2 separate regions of the Homo sapiens genome follow, and region 1 is linked to region 2. A link is a loop called in an ENCODE intact Hi-C map of the cell type or tissue named here. Cell type or tissue: heart left ventricle. All regions are shown on one strand.

What was found. Hi-C counts contacts between places; a loop is a spot of excess contacts. Peaks named below come from ENCODE experiments on the same cell type or tissue, not always from the same donor. Only the 100,000 strongest peaks of a DNase experiment are listed, where the experiment ranks them.
Region 1: a loop joins it to region 2, with 4 times the contacts of the local background. A loop is called at or near these places in 36 of 110 quality-filtered maps.

What each region holds. Positions count from the first base shown.
Region 1 is chr11:70,078,816-70,086,815 of GRCh38, forward strand. All of the region lies in intron 1 of ANO1 (anoctamin 1), which reads left to right. Among named protein-coding and RNA genes, the nearest start is that of ANO1, 4.5 kb to the left of the region's middle. In heart left ventricle, a CTCF peak has its summit at 4,254 (motif pointing left); DNase peaks (open chromatin) are centred at 261 and 5,736; H3K4me3 peaks cover 2,030 bases; H3K27ac peaks cover 1,018 bases; H3K27me3 peaks cover 1,182 bases.
Region 2 is chr11:69,914,355-69,922,354 of GRCh38, forward strand. No RefSeq gene overlaps it. Among named protein-coding and RNA genes, the nearest start is that of FGF3, 99 kb to the left of the region's middle. In heart left ventricle, CTCF peaks have their summits at 1,266 (motif pointing right), 1,468, 4,658 (motif pointing right) and 4,861; DNase peaks (open chromatin) are centred at 1,297, 1,767, 4,657, 7,417 and 5 weaker places; H3K4me3 peaks cover 754 bases; H3K27ac peaks cover 5,159 bases; H3K27me3 peaks cover 1,226 bases.

The DNA.
Region 1 (8,000 bases), 160 kb after region 2:
GGGGCCGCACCCTCCGCGCAGGGTTCGCGGCGCCCACCCGCGCACGTGCGTGCCGGGAAGGGCGCGCCGGCCCTGGCCAAGTGCGTGCGCCCCGCCTGCGCTCTGAGCGTTCCGAGCGCGGCGCCCACTCCGCCCAGCGCAGCGCCGGGCCCCCAGGCATGGCCCGGCCTCGGAGCTCTGCGGCCCCGAAGCCGCCTCACCCGGGGCTGCAGCTCGGAGCCCAACCAAGAGCTCACGGCTGGCGCCCTGGATGGGACCTTCCCTTCCTGGCTCGCGGCCAGGGGTACCTGTTGGGGCAGCCAGGGTGAGGGTGATGGTGGGGGTCTTGGGTGAAGGCCAAGTTGGTCGCCACTCCACGATGATGGTAACTGCCAGGCCCCACTGCTTCACTATCCTCTGGGGCCAGAGTCCCGAGTCCTCACTTGCCAGAAACGCATATTGTGCCCAGGGCACTGGGCCTGGTACCCTGGCATTGGCACCGAAACTCTCAAAGCCCAGGGTGTCAATCATTGGAGATTGCTTTCTACCCTCGCCCCTGTCTCCCCTGGGCGCCCAGGCCTGGTTCAGGTGGGGGCACTGGTTGGAAGCCAGTCATGTAAGTTGGGGACCCCATCCTGAGGTCCCCAATATCCCCACCACCCTCCCCAGGGCCAGACCCAGAGGTCTAGGTAACCCTATGTTTTAGAGAGGGGGGCAGAATTCTCCCAGGAAGGGTTTGGCTTGAAGGACAAAGTTTGCCGGAAGAGGATAGGACAGGGCTGGGACTGGCTATCTCCTCTTGGGGTGAGGGAAGCTCTCAGCAGCAATTTGTGGGACCTAAGGACAGAAGCTCCCTTCTACCTTCTTCCCATGCAGACCCCATCAAAGCCCCTCCCCAGGCGTCAGGCCCAGCAGGGCTGCTTCAAGCAGGATGAGGATGGCCCTGGCCTGTCCCTCTAGTCTCTGGAGCTCACAGAGAGGCAGGGAATGAAGCGGGAGCAAAGCTCCTGCTTTGAGTCTCTGTTCCAGCGACAGCAGGGACTCTGGCCTTGGTCAGGCCTTGCACCCCTTGGGTCACAGTGGAGGGGGGTGGCCTGGGGGCATCTCTTCAGGAAATGAGATTGCACAGAGCTGCCAGGAGCACTGGGAACAGGTGTAGATGGAGAGGGAGTCTACCTGTGACTCACAGGACTGGCCGGAGGAGCTCAGGGATTGCCATTTGATCAAAGCCATGTGCCAGGCCATGCTGGCCCCTGGGCACCCTCAAAGAATGAGACAGGGAAGGCTCCGCCCATCTGGAGCTTACTTAAGAAATGGTGATGGAACGTTACCCGTTATCCACGGCAGTGACAGGGACTATTCCATAGTGCTGGGCCAGTGCTGTGTCTTAGCTCATTGAACTCTCACAACGTGTGAGGTAGGTGCTATTGCTACAGGCAAGGAGACTGAGGCCCAGAGGGGCAGGTGACCAGCTCCAAGTCACCCATCAGCTGGGAGGACAGTTAGGAAGGGCCCAGGACACAGACCAGGTAGCTGCAGAAAGCCTGCCTGAAGAATAAACATTCTGGAGAAGGAGCTAATTCTACCCATAATGGGTAGGGACTGAGTCTTTCAAAAACATTGCATACTCAAAGTCCCAAAGGTGGGACCATGGAGGTACCAGCCAGGAGCCAGGGGATGGTAGTGGTGGCCAAGGTGATGGAGAAATGGATGCTCTGGGGGTAGACTAGACAAGACCTGATGGTGAACTGAATGTTCAATAAGAAATGGAGCCTGTCATGAATAGCCCCCGGTCTCTAGAGTTTTTGTTCCAGGACCCATTGCTTATCCAGACCCAGAAACTATCTGCCTCCTGCAAACCCAGGTGAAGGCCATAAAGTCTGCAAAGAGGCAGCTGGGCCCAGATGAGACCATCAGCTCCTGGGTTCCACACAACACTTCCGTTACACATACTTTGTTTTGTGAGCTTGGAAGGCTGAATCAGAGGCGCGCGCTGTGGGAGGCAGACCCTGGGAGCAGCATCTGCCGGTAGATGGCCAGACAGGCTGGAGGCTGCAGCCATGGAGCAGGGGCCTGTTGGTGCAGGGCAGGCAGCATGGCAGGGAGAGCCTCCCAGGGCATCCCCGGCACCACTCAAGCCAACAGTTGTTGCTCAGTCATTACCCTGAGTCACCCAACGAAGGCGGCTCTGTACACACGAGGGCCAGAGGGCGTGGGCTGCATTTCAAAAGTTCCTATCCTGTTCTCAGGTGTGAAACTCATACATGCACAAGTCAACCACAAGATAAGTTCATCCAATTCAGGCTGCGGTTCCCAGCCTGTGACTTTTGCCTCTCTTCATTCCCAAGTTCAAGGGTGGAAATGACTTCATTGTTTCTGTGCAGAGATATAAGAAGAAATGACTTGAAAGCCAGAGGCCAGGTTGAATGCAATTTGTTTCCATTTCCCTCTGTTAATCTTTGAGTGTTTCTACTTTCTTCCTTGAAACTGGTGGTTGTCCATGGTCTGGGATCTGTGTGCCCCAAACAAGCCCAGACACTCCAGAGATACCTGATTTGCTGGTATCTGCCCAGTATTTCCTGGCTTATCTGCTGTGGGAGATGATCTGCTTGTAGATTATGGAACGTGCCCCATAATCGTACATTGATATGTAGTGACCTGGTTTTAAAATTTTTTTAGAAGACAAAGGAAGTTTAAAACTGATGTTCCCTTCTTAACTATAATTTGAAGAGTCTCAAAACCAAAAGAAATTTTACAGGCCACTGATTTCATTTAGCCCATTTTCAGAGAAAGTGAACATTGTAGATTCCCTTGAGTGATCAAGATATTTCATATGGATATGAATTCAGTTCCTGGAGTACCAACTCCAGAGACCAGCGGAAGAAACCAGAGCCCAGAGTCCCAGGACAGTATTAAAGGTTAAAGGACATAGGATTGCTTTCCCCCTTCTGCCCTTTTGTTGGAGTTTGAGGAAGGGGTTCATAGAGGCAGGTGTGGACCAGATATAGGCTGCCATTCATGGCGCCTGGGACAGGTCTTCCAGGACACTCCTGCTGTGAAGGGAACCTTTGTCCTTCACATTTTCCCATGTGGCCTCAGGGAAGTATTTCTCTTCCACCATATTCCTATCTTCCTTAGGGAGGCACCTTCCAGGAGTACCTCCCTCAGTTATGCAGAAGGAAGTCTTCAAAATACCTTCAGATCATCGATCACATTTTATCCCCACAAGAATCCTGTGACCTAAGTCCAGATGTCTTTGTCGGCATCTCACAGATGAGAAAACTGAGGCTCCCAGTTGGGGGTTGTGGTGTTTAAGTTGCTGGCCTGCCTGGGTCTCAGCTTCTGTATCCTTGGATCTGATGGCCACAGCCAGCCACAGTATACAAGACCCAGCCTCTGTTGTTCATTCACACATGCCTGCATTCATTCATTCATTCAGCAACCACATATTCAGTGCTAACCATCAAAAAGATGAATAAGAGGGCTGGGTGCCATGGCTCACACCTCTAAATCCAGCACCTTGGGAGGCCGAGGCTGGTGGATCACCTAAGGTCAAGAGTTCAAGACCAGCCTGGCCAACATAGTGAAACCCAAGTCTCTACTAAAATTATGAACATTAACCAGGCATGGTGGTATGCACCTGTAATCCCAGCTACTTGGGAGGCAGAGGCACAAGAATTGCTTGAACCCAAAAGGTGGAGGTTGCAGTGAGCCAAGATCGCACCACTGCGCTCCAGCCTAGGCGACAGAGCAAGAATTCGTCTCAAAAGAAAAGATGAATAAGAAACTCCTTACCCTCAGCAAAGGTGCACCGAGGGGTTGCTTGCCCCTTTCTTAAGAATACAGAAACAGAAATGTTCTGAAGCTTTCCCAGGCCTTCGAATTTGGAAGTTATGCACAAAGTCTCACCCACATCCCTCCCACTGCAATTACATCTTTGCCTTTTTGTCCCGTTCTACACAAGAAAGGCACCCACTCCACTGCTCCGTGGAAGGGCACCATAAAGTCACACGCACTGGTCCTTGCTATGCATTCACCTCCCGACTCTCTCCAAGCCCAGCTCAGGATTGCTCTCCAGACCCTAGGAGCCTCCCAGCCTTTTAGAGTGTAGACGGGAGAGAGCCCACACCTTAAAAACTAATACCTAAACAGACAAAGCAGCTTATCCAGGGTCACACAGCAAATCAGTGACAGAGTCAGGCGCTGGGACTCCCACACCTGTGCTTGGTGCTGCCTCCTGCTGGTCCCAGCATCACATCCAGCTCCTTTTGTAACTTTTTAAAGTCTGGATTTGGCACTGCTACCATCTTTCACTTGTGGTCCACTCTGGCCACAAGATTTTTTTTCCCCTGTCCTCCCCTAGTTCTTTATGTGCGTGTGTCTCAGTTCCCAATTAGAGCAAACTTCTGTTGAAGGTTCACTCTATGCTAGGCCCTGTTGGAAACTCTTTACAAGATATATTAACAGGTTTCATCCTTCCAGCAACCCCATGAGGGAGGTCATATAACATGAGGTAGGTCTTAGGGATATGGAGAGACAAAAACACGAAGCTGTGTGCCTGGGGTCACACAGCTGGTGAGTGGCAGAGCTGGTGTTTGAACACAGGTAGGAGGATGCCCACTCTTGATCAGGCCCCAGTGCTGTCTCTCCCTCCACCATGCATGGGAAGTTAGATGATGTTTCTGCTCTCCCAAAGACTGTAGGCCCCTGAGGGTAGGTGTGTCCCTTGATAGGCCCCCAGTGGACAGATGATGGGGGTTCGTATTGAACCTGGTAGCCTTCCCTGTTTCAACTTGATAGAGGATTTTTGGCCACTCCTTAGTGTAATTTCCCTGCTTTCTGGCTTGGAGGGATCCCTGTGGAATTTCCTCCCTGTCTCTAAGGATTTGTTTGCTATTATCATTATCCCTGCCAACCAGGAGTGTTTATGGAGCCCCAACCAGGTTCTCAGTCCCTGTGTACTGAGGTCAGGTTGGAGCTCTGTCCTAACACATCTCTAGACAGTCCCTGGCCAGGCCTCCGGGGTCCTGCCATCCAGCTTTGGGGCTAATTTGCAAGTTAAGAACTTGTGGGTAGATGGCTCAGAGGCAGTCCCAGCACAGAGAGACCTGCAGAGGCCAGAGGGGCTGGCCACCTTCAGATCCCAGAGGATGCTGGATTTGCCCTGTGCCCTGAAAACCAGGTTGAATTACAAAGGGCTGAGAAGGACAGAAAGGGCGTACAGGGAGGGACACAGTGTCTGCAAAGGCAAGGAGGAGGGACTGGGGAAGGCCTGGGGGAGGGGGAGAGGAGACTGGGGAAGGCAGTATGGGGAGGAGATGAGGAGGAATAGCCGAAGCCCTCAGGCGCACCTGGGACTCAGGCAGGTGTGCCCTCCGACCCCTCGAGACCCTGCATTCACCTGCTGGGCACTGGCACATTCCCTGCACATGGGCTTCTGTCTTCCAAGAGCAGCTTCCGGTCGGGCTCTTTTGCCCCCTCAGCCATGGGGAGAGAAAAGCACCTTTAGTCACCAGCTCCCTGTAACCCTGCCCTTGTTTGACCTCCCTGAGATGTTGAGGGGAAAGCGTATCTGCCATTGGGTGGCCATCAGGGTGACGGGGATGGCTCCCAGGTGCCTGGCCCCAGAATTAGATGGAGCGTCCATCCTGGCACGTTCTGGTCAGTGTGTGCTGAGCTTAGCAGAGACCATCATCCCCTCAGTGAAGCCTCCCGCTGCTCCGCATTTAGCAGAAACCAACCCTGGGGCTCAGAGTGTCCAGAGCCTCCCCCAGGCCTTGCAGCTGGAGAGGGGCCAAGCCTAGATGTAGACCCAGGTCTGGCTGACTACACGGCCTGCCATGAAGCCAGTGCCCTGTCCTGGGCTGGCCTCACCTGCTGCCCCACACTGTCCAGACATACCTGTGGCCTGGTGTTGCCCAAACCTCCCGACTAGCCTGTGCTTATCTGCTGTCTCTACTGGCCCTGCTTAACCACTGCCCCAGGCTGGGACAGAACTGAGGCCTGCTAAATTGCTGCACTCTCCCCATGCCCCTCAGCACCAGAGACAGAGCCCTGCACTGGGGTCAGCCAGCAGGAGTCTGGTACTCAGGGCCACTGAGCTGGGCAGCTCACCCGTGGGAGCCTCAGTTTCCTCCAGGTCAAATGGACCTAACTATAGTAACCCCCTCATAGGGTCAGCTTGTGGGGACTCAGCGAGATGACATACCTGGGCCGAGAAACAGCGTCACCCTTAGTCGCGGCTCCTACTAAGGGGGGCCGCACCTTGGGCGTGCAGATGGGACTTGAGGCTGAGCTCAGCCTCCCGCCTGCGCTGTAACCCGGGCTCTCCTGCCCTGCTGGGCCTCAGTTTCCTCCTTGGCGAATTGAGAAGAATAGCTCTTTCGTGCTTCTCCTGCAGAAGGAATGCAGGCCCCCCGTGCTGGCTACAGACTTGCGATACTGGGGTCTTCCGTGAACCCCGTCCTTCATGGGGCTGGGCATGGGAACCCACTGCCCTCAAAAGCCAGCCCTCCCCCACCCTTCCCCCTGAGCCCTCCCAAGCCACCCACCCACATGGGCGTGGTCGTGGCCCCTAAGCACCCTCAGACTTTGTCACAGAGGGCAAGGTGGGCGGGGCACGCACACTGAGTCCAGGTCCTCCTGAAGGTCACCAGCACAGCGGGGCCCTGTGTTACTGTAGAGAGAAGTCAGTTGCTTAGTTTCAGCCTCCTGCCGGCACCAGATGCTGACCAGGCCCTCCCAGGTGGTGAGCAATGCTGTTTCCAGGAGAGGCATCCTAGGGCCAGAGAGGCCAAGGTGCCAGGGACATGGCCCCAACTGTCCCCTAACCAGGGGTAGAGGAGTCTAGACCCTTGACATCAACACCTATGAAAGGTGGGGCAGCCCCCAACCAGCAGCCCTGGCCCAGAGCCTCCTCTCTCCTTCCCCTACAACTAAAAAGGACAGCCTCCACTCGAGGCCTTCCCTCCCCCTCTCCCCCACTGCAGTGCTGACTGTTTGGGGAGGGGCTCCACCCTCCGGCTTCCCTGATACACTTTGGGTTGTATACAGCCCACCTGCCTCGAATGAGGGATTCTGCCTGCCCCTTTTCCCGACCAGTGCACAGCCATTTAGAGCCATGGTGCAGCCGGAAGCTGCCCAGGGGCTCCAGGCGACCACGTGGGGGGACCCTCCAGGCCAGCGAGGCCCAAGCACAGCTCTGTCCAAAGGCCACAGGTGCTCGGGCCCTGCCTGGCGCAGCATGCCGTCCCTGCACTCCATCAGGGAGGCCCTCTTCTCGGATGATGCCCCTCGGGAACTGATAGTGCCCTAGGGAGCGTCCTCACGTAGCCACAGGAAACTGAGGTGGAAACCAGGCGGCCAGCTCGAGGGATGAGGCACAGCTCTGTGGACCATTAGCAGCTTGGAGTTGCCTGTTAGGTTCTACCCAGCATGGCTTTTTTTATTTTTTCTTATTTCGGAAACCCAGATTGCTGATCGACCTGTCTGTCTTGATAACCGGCCAAACCCCTCGGGAATTCCAGCAATGCAGGCTTGGCTTTAGCAATGGTCCCATCACACTGCCACTGTGGGAATATCTGGTTTTTAAACAAACTGCTCCATACTGCTATCTCCCGTGGCCCCCTAGAGTCCTTCAAACAAATAAGGAAACTGAGGCAGGGCAGGCCCTGTTGGAGCCCTAACCCCGCCCCCTTGGTCACCCCAGGGCACCCACCAGCGGTGCCCATCCATACCAGTGGCTCACTGTCCTCTGCACCCAAAGGTGACTGACCGTGCAGGTGCTGCCGCAGGCCACGTGTGGGGAAGGTGCAAGCGCAGGGTCATTAACACCCCAGGAGTGACCCCCAGCCAAGAAAGGGCCAGAGCGGGTGCATGATCACCCAACTTCCTCACCCTCTGGGTACTGGCAGTGGGATGTGCCCTTCAAGGTCACTCCGAGGGTCCCCAGCAGGACGGACCCCAGCTGCACATAGCGGTGGCCGCTCCTTAACCCACCCCTGTCAGCCTCCCTCCCCTTC
Region 2 (8,000 bases):
GCTGGAGCCAGCGCCTTGTCTTCCCTCTACCTGTCTAGGCCCCAGAAGGCTGCAGCCAGGGAGGGGGCTGGGCATCTTAAGGAGGGCCGGCTCTCTCTAGCAGAGTCCTGGGAGAAGAGGCCAGGGCCTTCACCGACAGCGCAGCACCTCCAGTTTCCGCGGCACCTCCACGGCCCTCTCGCCTAAGCCTCTCCACCCCTGTGTGGGGGGCTTGCTGTGGTTCTGCTTTACAGGGGGAGAAACTGAGGGCCCAGAAGGTCAGGCTGCGGCTGAAGGTGCAAGGACTCAAAGGCTGACTCCGGGGTGGGGACGGGTTTGGAATTTCCTGTTCCTCCTCACCTTTGAGAGGTGTCCTGGCTGGGCTGTGCCAGGCTGGGAAGTGTCTCCGGAGGCTCCACACCCACCCACACCTGGTATTTTTGTTCCCAGGTGGGTCTGATGCCAGGAGGATGTGGTTAAGCTCGAGGCCCTGCTGTCTCCTTCCATGCCCGGGGTCAATGGATCCTTATCTGGCAAGATCTTATCTGTGTGTCCTTGACAGACTCTGGAGCAGGCTCCTGGAGGTACCAGGAGGCCCAGGTGGGTAATCACGGGTGCCAAGAAGTGGCCTGTGGGGGGGGGGCCCTCCATCTTGGGACCCAACCCGGGACCCCCCTGCCCCCGAGACTGCTTCTCAACCATGACTTCCCCTTGCCCTGCTCCTTGCTGCCTGCTGGGAGGCACAGGCAGTGTACTAGGAAGCCCAAAAGAGAAGCCCAAAGCAGAACAGGGCATCCTCCAGGGCCCAAGGGGAGAGGCTTTGGACCTCACTTACACAAACTGGGTGGGAGCTTCCTAGCAGCCAAAGCAAAGAGGAAAGAAGTTGAAGGAAGGTGGAGGTGGTGTAAGAGGTTGGTCTGAGGCATGGACCCCAGGATGCTCCCCAGAAGTTGTCTGAGTCATCCTTTGGACATAGCAGGACTCAGTACATTCATTGAACAAACAAGGCACTAGACACTCATTGCTATATTTTTAAGGCCCCTCGTTGAAGTGAATCACAGCCTCGTTCCCAGTCTCCTGGGCTTTCACCCTGCCCCACGGACGGGATGCTGGCTCTTCCCTGTCGCCCCGCATTGTGACTGGCTGTGTTCCACATGGTGCAAACTTATTCCCAATTGACCCGTGGGGTCTGCTGGAGCCCTAGGGCTGACCACAGGGGCTGCAGGGCATGGTTGCCCTGGGAGCCCTGCAGCTCAGGTCCACTTAGCACTTTCTGGAAAAGCAACCGCCTCTAGGGGGCAGCACAGTGTCACCGGGAAAAGCCGGACGTGGCTTCGGGGACCTGGGCTTGGATCCAGGATCCAGCCCCTGCCGCTTCAGCAGTGGAGTGATGGGGGCCAAGTCACTTCCGCCCCAAGCCTCAGTGTCTCCCTGCACCCCTCCACCCCCTATAGAGTGGGACTAAGAGTGTTCTGAGCCAGGCTTCCAGTGAGGTGGGGGTGGGGAGGGCAGGACAGACGGGTCAGTGTCCTCGCTCCTGGCCCCTTTTCACCTCTGATGTTGAAGTTAAACATTCAACAAATTATGAGAAAATAAAGCAACAGTTTAAAAATAGGAGAAAACGTATCCCAAAAGAATGTTCTATGATTTCCGGCTGGGTCACTCTTGGCAGGCTCCAGCAGGGAGGAGCAGGGCAGGGCCGGGGCATGGCTCAGGGAATGGGGGAGCGCTCTCCCTAAGACCCCAGCCCCAGCCTCCGCCTTGTCCTCAGGCAGCCAGGAGCAGGCACAGCTGCCTCGCTTCCCCTGGGAGAACGCTGGCTCCTTCAACTTCCCCCCGAAAGGCATCCAGAGGCCTCCAGCTGGCCCCCTCCCCTCTTTCCCCCAGCTTTGGGGTCTGGGCAGAGTGAGGCTGGAGTCCACCTTCCGGGCATTGGGAGTACAGGAAACAGTCCCAAGGGACCTCTTTCACTGAGAAGGCACAGAATCCCTTCCTAGAACGGGATATGTGTTTGTTTCCAACGGCTGCTGCAATCAATGCCTGCAAACTTACAGGCTGGAAATGGCACAAGTGGATTCTCCTGACAGTTCTGGAAGTCAGAAATGCCGCTCATCAGCCGGGCATGGTGGCTCACACCTGTAATCCTTGCACTTTGGGAGGCCGAGGCAGGCAGGTCACTTGAGGTCAGGAGCTCAAGACCAGCCTGGCAAACATGGCAAAACCTCATCTCAGCCAGGTGCAGTGGCTCACGCCTGTAATCCCACCACTTTGGGAGGCCAAGGCAGGTGGATCACGAGGTCAAGAGTTCAAGACCAGCCTGGCCAACATGGTGAAACCCGTCTCTACTAAAAATACAAAAAATTGGCTGGGCATGGTGGCTGGCACCTGTAATCCCAGCTGCTCAGGAGGCTGAGGCAGGAGAATCACTTGAACCTGGTAGGCAGAGATTGCAGTGAGCTGAGATTACACCACAGCACCCCAGCCCTGGTGACAGAGCAAGACTCTGTCTCAAAAAAAGAAAAAGAAAAAAAAGAAGAAAAAAGGAATGCCACTAGTCTAGAATCAAGGTGTCTGCAGGGCTACATTTCTCCTGGAGAGTCTAGGAGAACCCAAGCCTTGTCTTTTCCAGCTTCCAGAGGCAGCTTGTGCTCCTTGGCTTGTGGCCCCTTCCTCCATCTTCAAAGTCAGCAGCACTGCCCCTCCTGGGAAGATTTTCCTCTCTCTCCCTCTCCCTCTCTCCCTCTCTTCTATCTCTCCCTCTCTCCCCTCCCTCTCTCTCTCTCTCTCCTTCTCTCCTCTCCCTCTCTCTCCTGAGCCATGCCCTGGCCCTGCCCTGCTCCGCCCTGCCTCTCTCCCTCTCTCTTCACTCTCTCCCTCTCTCTTTTTCTCTCTCCCTCTCTTCTCTCTCTCTCCTCTCCCTCTCTCCTCTCTCTCTCCTCTCCCTCTCTCCCTCCCTCTCCTCTTTCTCCTCTCCCTCTCTCTCTCCCTCTCTTCTCTCTCTCTCCCTCTCCCCTCCCTCTCTCTCTCTCCCTCTCTTCTCTTCTCCCCCGCTTCTCTCTCTCTCCCCCTCTCCCCTCCTCTCTTTCTCTCTCTTCTCTTCTCTCTCCCACTCTCTTCTCCCTCCTCTCTCTCCCTTTCTCCTCTCTATTTCTCTCTCTCTCCCTCTCTCCTCTCCCTCTCTCTCCCTCTCTCCTCTCTCTCTCTCTCCCTCTCTCCTCTCTCTCTCCCTCTCTGGCCCCCTCCCCTTCTCTCTTCTCTTCTCTCTCCCTCTCTCCTCTCTCTCTCCGTTTCCCTCTCTCTCTCCCCCGTCTCTCCCTCTCTTCTCTCTCTCCCTCTCTCCTCTCCCTCTCTCCTCTCACTCTCTCCCTCTCTCTCCTCTCTTCTCTCTCTCCCTCTCTCTCTTCTCTGCCTCTCTTCTCTATCTCCCTCTCTCTGTTTTCTCTTTCTCCCTCTCTCCTCTTTCTCTCTCTCCCTCTCTCTCTCTCCCTCTCTCCTCTCTCTCTCCCTCTCTCCTCTCTCTCTCCCTCTCTCTCTTCCCCCTCTCTTCTCTCTCTCCCTCTCTCCTCTATCCCTCTCTCTCCCTCTCTCCTCTATCCCTCTCTCTCCCTCTCTCCTCTATCCCTCTCTCTCCCTCTCTCCCCCTTCTCTTCTCTCTCTCTCCCTCTCTCCTCTATTCCTCTCTTTCTCCCCCCCCCCCCCGCTTCTTCTTGTCACATCTTTTCTGTGACTCCCTCCTGCCTCCCTCTTACAGGAAGCTGGAGGTTACCCACGACCGTCTGGGATCATCTCCACCTCAGAATCCTTGCTCCGTGACATCGGTAGAATGTCTTTGGCCACGGAAGGGAACATGTTCATAGGTCCTGGGCACTAAGATGTGGGGGATTCCATTACTGGTGGGGGGTTCCATTATTTGGTTGACCACCGACCTGGTACACAGTGGGTGCCCCTGGGATTTGTTGTAGCAGGGAGCACTGGCTGCAGCAGGAGCCTGACCCTCGCGGGAGCGTCTAGCCAGCCTTGGTGCCAGGTAGGCCGTGGCATTTAGCTCTCCGGCCCAGAGCCTCAGCAAGGCCACGGCGCTCGGCCAGAGGAACACAGCCACCCAGCGGAGAGCCAAGACTCAGCCCAGACGTCCCAGACGCCAGGCCCTTTCCTGGGTGCCCTCAGCACGCCCCACCCCCACCCCGTGAGGACGTCTGCCCGGGCTCCGGATGCCCCAGGGCCTTGGACCACCAGGGACTGTGCCTTAGGGGCAGGGTGACCCTGCGGTGCTGGGCGTTTGACACGGCCTTTCCCCCTGGAAGCCTCTGTCGCCCTCGATACAATGTGAAGAGTTGGGCTGTAGGGTCAGGCGGAGAGATTGGGGTTCACATCTGGATTCTGGCATCCACGGGCAGAGCGACCAGGACCAGTCTGAGAAACGGGGTCCTCACTCTAAACGTCCGGACGGCCCCTGCCTTAGAGGGAGTGGGGGATGAAATGTAGCAATGTCCCCTGCACATGGAGAAGCCTCCTCAGGCGAGGCCGGGGGATCAGGCAGCTCGCGCCCGGAAGGCTTCGCATATAATGCACCGTCTATTTCAGCTCGCCGGGGTCTTGCTGCAAAGTTGCGCAACAGAAAATGTGAGAGACGCGGCAGTCACTCCACTAAGCGGGACAGGGCCAGGCCCGCCGCCAGGGGGCAGCATCGCCTCTCCCGGCCGAGCCTTCCTGGGAGTCCCGCGGGGGCTGCTCCCCAAAGGACAGAGCTCCGGGTTCATGGGGAACGGGGTGCCGAGAAAGCCTGCCTGGCCCTCCCAGGCCCCACTTCCTTGTTCTTACAAACCTAAGGAAGAGTGGGCTCCTGGGATTAACTCGGCGTCACGAAACCCTGGCCCTGAGGGACGGACCTCTCAGCCTGGGTCAGGCCAAGGACATCTGAGTGGCCCCACCGCGAACTCCTGTGAGCCCCTGGAGCGAGCAGTGGCCTCGAGTCTGTGCCCACCTCCTTTCACGCCCCTCTTCCCTGGCTGGCCATCTTGGCATCCCTCCTCCCCTGCCACTCTATCTTGGCCTCCTGGGCCGGCTCCCACCCCCCGGTTCCCATGCTTCCTCCCCGCAGAGAGGGACCCAGAGGTGCCACCACCTTGGGGTGACCAAGTCCCAGTGCTATGTTCGGCCCCAGGGCTCCTTCACTTCACTCACAGGCGCCTTTCCCTGCAGCTCACACAGGCACAAAGTAACACACGTGCCCGCACACTCGTGTATACACGCACACAGGCACACACTACTGCTCACATGCACATAAGTGCAATGTGTCCTCACATGAACATGAGTGCAATGGGAACACTCTTACACACCAGTTCACAGACACCCACATGCACACACTCCACCACACATGCATACACACAGACAGGTACACACTCCTCCAGGGCTCTTGGGAATAGTCCTCTGTTTTGTCACCAAGCTCCCAGGAAAGCTGCCCCTCCCTGCTGGCTCCAGGGCCTGTCACCAGCCATCCAGCTCTTGCCTGGAGTGAGTCCTCCCTCCTCAGGGTGAGTCCTTCCTCCTTGGGGTGAGTTCCCCTCCTGGGGTGAGTCCTCCTTCCTGAGGTAAGTCCTCCCTTCTCAGGGTGAGTCCTCTCTCCTCAGGGTGAGTTTCCCTCCTGGGGTTAGTCCTCCTGCCTCTGAGTGAGTTCCCCCTCCTCAGGGTGAGTCCTCCTCAGGGTGAGTTCCCCCTCCTTGGGTGAATGCTCCCTTCTCACGGTGAGTTCCCCTCCTAGAGTGAGTCCTGCCTCCTCTGGGTGAGTCCCCCTCCTGGGATGCGTCCTCCCTCCTGAGGTAAGTCCATCCTTCTCAGGGTGAGTCCTCCTCAGGGTGAGTTCCCCCTCCTAGGGTGACCCCTCCTTCCTCAACCCGGAGTTCCCCTCCTGGGGTGAGTCCTCTCACCTCTGGGTGAGTTCCCCCTCCTCAGGGTGAGTTCCCCTCCTGAGGTGAGTCCTCCCTTCTCTGGGTGAGTTCCCCTCCTGAGGTGAGTCCTGCCTCCTCAGGGTGAGTTCCCCTCCTGGGTGAGTGCCCCCCCCTCTAGATGAGTTCCCCCTCCTCTGGGTGAGTCCCCCTCCTTAGGGTGAGTTCCCCTCCTGAGGTGAGTTTCCCTCCTGGGGTAAGCCCTCCCGCTTCTGGGTGAGTCCTCCCTTTTCAGGCTGAGTCCTCCCTCCTGGGGTGAGTCCTCCCTCAGGTCCACCTCCTCTCCCCAGCCGGCTTCCATGGGGCTTCTTCAGTGGTTCCAGCTGGCGTGTGCCAGTCCCCCAGGAGGTCCAGGTCCTTTCTCGACATTTTCCTCAGCTGCTGGGGCTGCAGGGGATGCACCAGCTGCATGGACGGGGTGGCATTGCCTGATCCCACCTCCCACAAACGTCTGTGCACCTGCCCCTGCCCCAGTGCTGCAGCCTCAGTGTAGATGTGGCCACACAGGGCCTGCAACCACTGAGCTCCGAAGCCCCAACCTGCAGCCATGGGGCGGGGGGACATGAATTCGAAGCCCTGTGGCATCAATAGGGTAATGTGGCGGGTACCAGGTGGGGTCCTCCTGCTGCCCCAGGAGCGGGGCCCACCGCGGCCTGCAGCAGCCACAGGTGCAGGAGGGTGGGGGAGGCTGTCAGAGGCTATCAGTGCCCAAGCTGCCTTCTGCTTGGGGACAGCCCTCAGATGAGTCCCTGGGAGCCCGGTGCTCCTCAGCGAGGGCCTGGGCTGGGGTTTGGGGCTGCTCCCTGGCTCTGCCCATCAGCAGCATGACACAGGCAGGCCGGGCCACTCAGGGCTCCAGACTTCTCAAGGTGCAGTGTGGCAGGACAGCCTCCCTGAGGGTGTTCTGAGGACTCGGAGCTGCCTCTGAAGTTCCTACTCACTGTTCACTCCAATACATGAGGTTAGGGTCAGGTCGGGTAATCAGTGAGACACCAACCCCCTGCCACCCCTAGGAAGGTGGGGAGGGCCAAGTCCTGGCTGCTCATGGCATCCTGGCTTTTCAGGAGCCCTTCGGTCAAAAATAAAATGATCTGCTTGCCCTACAAGAAATAAAGCTGGGGTGACCCAGAGAGGCTGGGCTCAGCCTGGGAAAGGGGGTGTCCCAAGAGAAGGAGGAGGGTAAAGGGCTGTGGCCTCTCCGGAGGGGGCCACCGGGAGTCACCGAGAGGCAGCAGGACCAAGGGGGAGGCTCTGGGCATCCTGCCGAGAGCACCACAGGTTAAAAAACCCTACCCAAGGCCTTTGATCCCCTGCTGGGGAGAGATTGGATGTCCCTTGAACCCCAGGAGGAACCAGACCTCGGGCTGGATTTTATTCTGTGGAGACAAGTGAAGCTTCGTGACATCCACGGCGTGAGTCCTGGGGAGTGGAGCTGTCCAGCCTGTGGCTCTGGGCCTGCGTCACGCCACTTGTGGGTGGGCCTGTGTCACGCAGCTCACGGGACAGAGCCAGGACACCCCGAGGAAGGCTGGGGCAGGACAGCCAGGCCCCCATGCTCTCGCTGGCTTCACAGTCCAACTGGGAGACAAGAAAAATGAAAATCAAGGTTCAGGGCTGGCGGCACGAGGACCCTGGGGCTCCCTGGTGGCTGGATTTCAGCTATGGGAGGAAGAGACAGTGCGTTTCTGGGTAGTGAGGGGCCCAGCACAGACAAGGCCTGGAGGCTGGAAAGTTCGGGGTGTGCCCCGGGACTGGGGAGCAGGCAGGGATGGTGTGAAGTGGGTGTTGGCATCTCTACACCCGCCCAGGGCAGGACTCGGCTTGAGCCACGCCTTCTGGATCATGGGGTGCGGAAAGTGGGGCCCTGCTGTCTGCGGGGTCGGCGTGGGGTATGTGCCTTTAGGAGAAGATGGGAAAGTGACTCATGATGGGTGGCTCCGCAGCTGCCCCTTCCAGGGACTCAGGCACCTCCCGCTGTCACCATACCCCTCCCCACTTTCTCTACGTGGCTAAGGAGTGGGGATCTCAGGCCAGCGGGGGGAGCCCAGGGCACAGCTCCAGCAGGGCTGGCCCCTC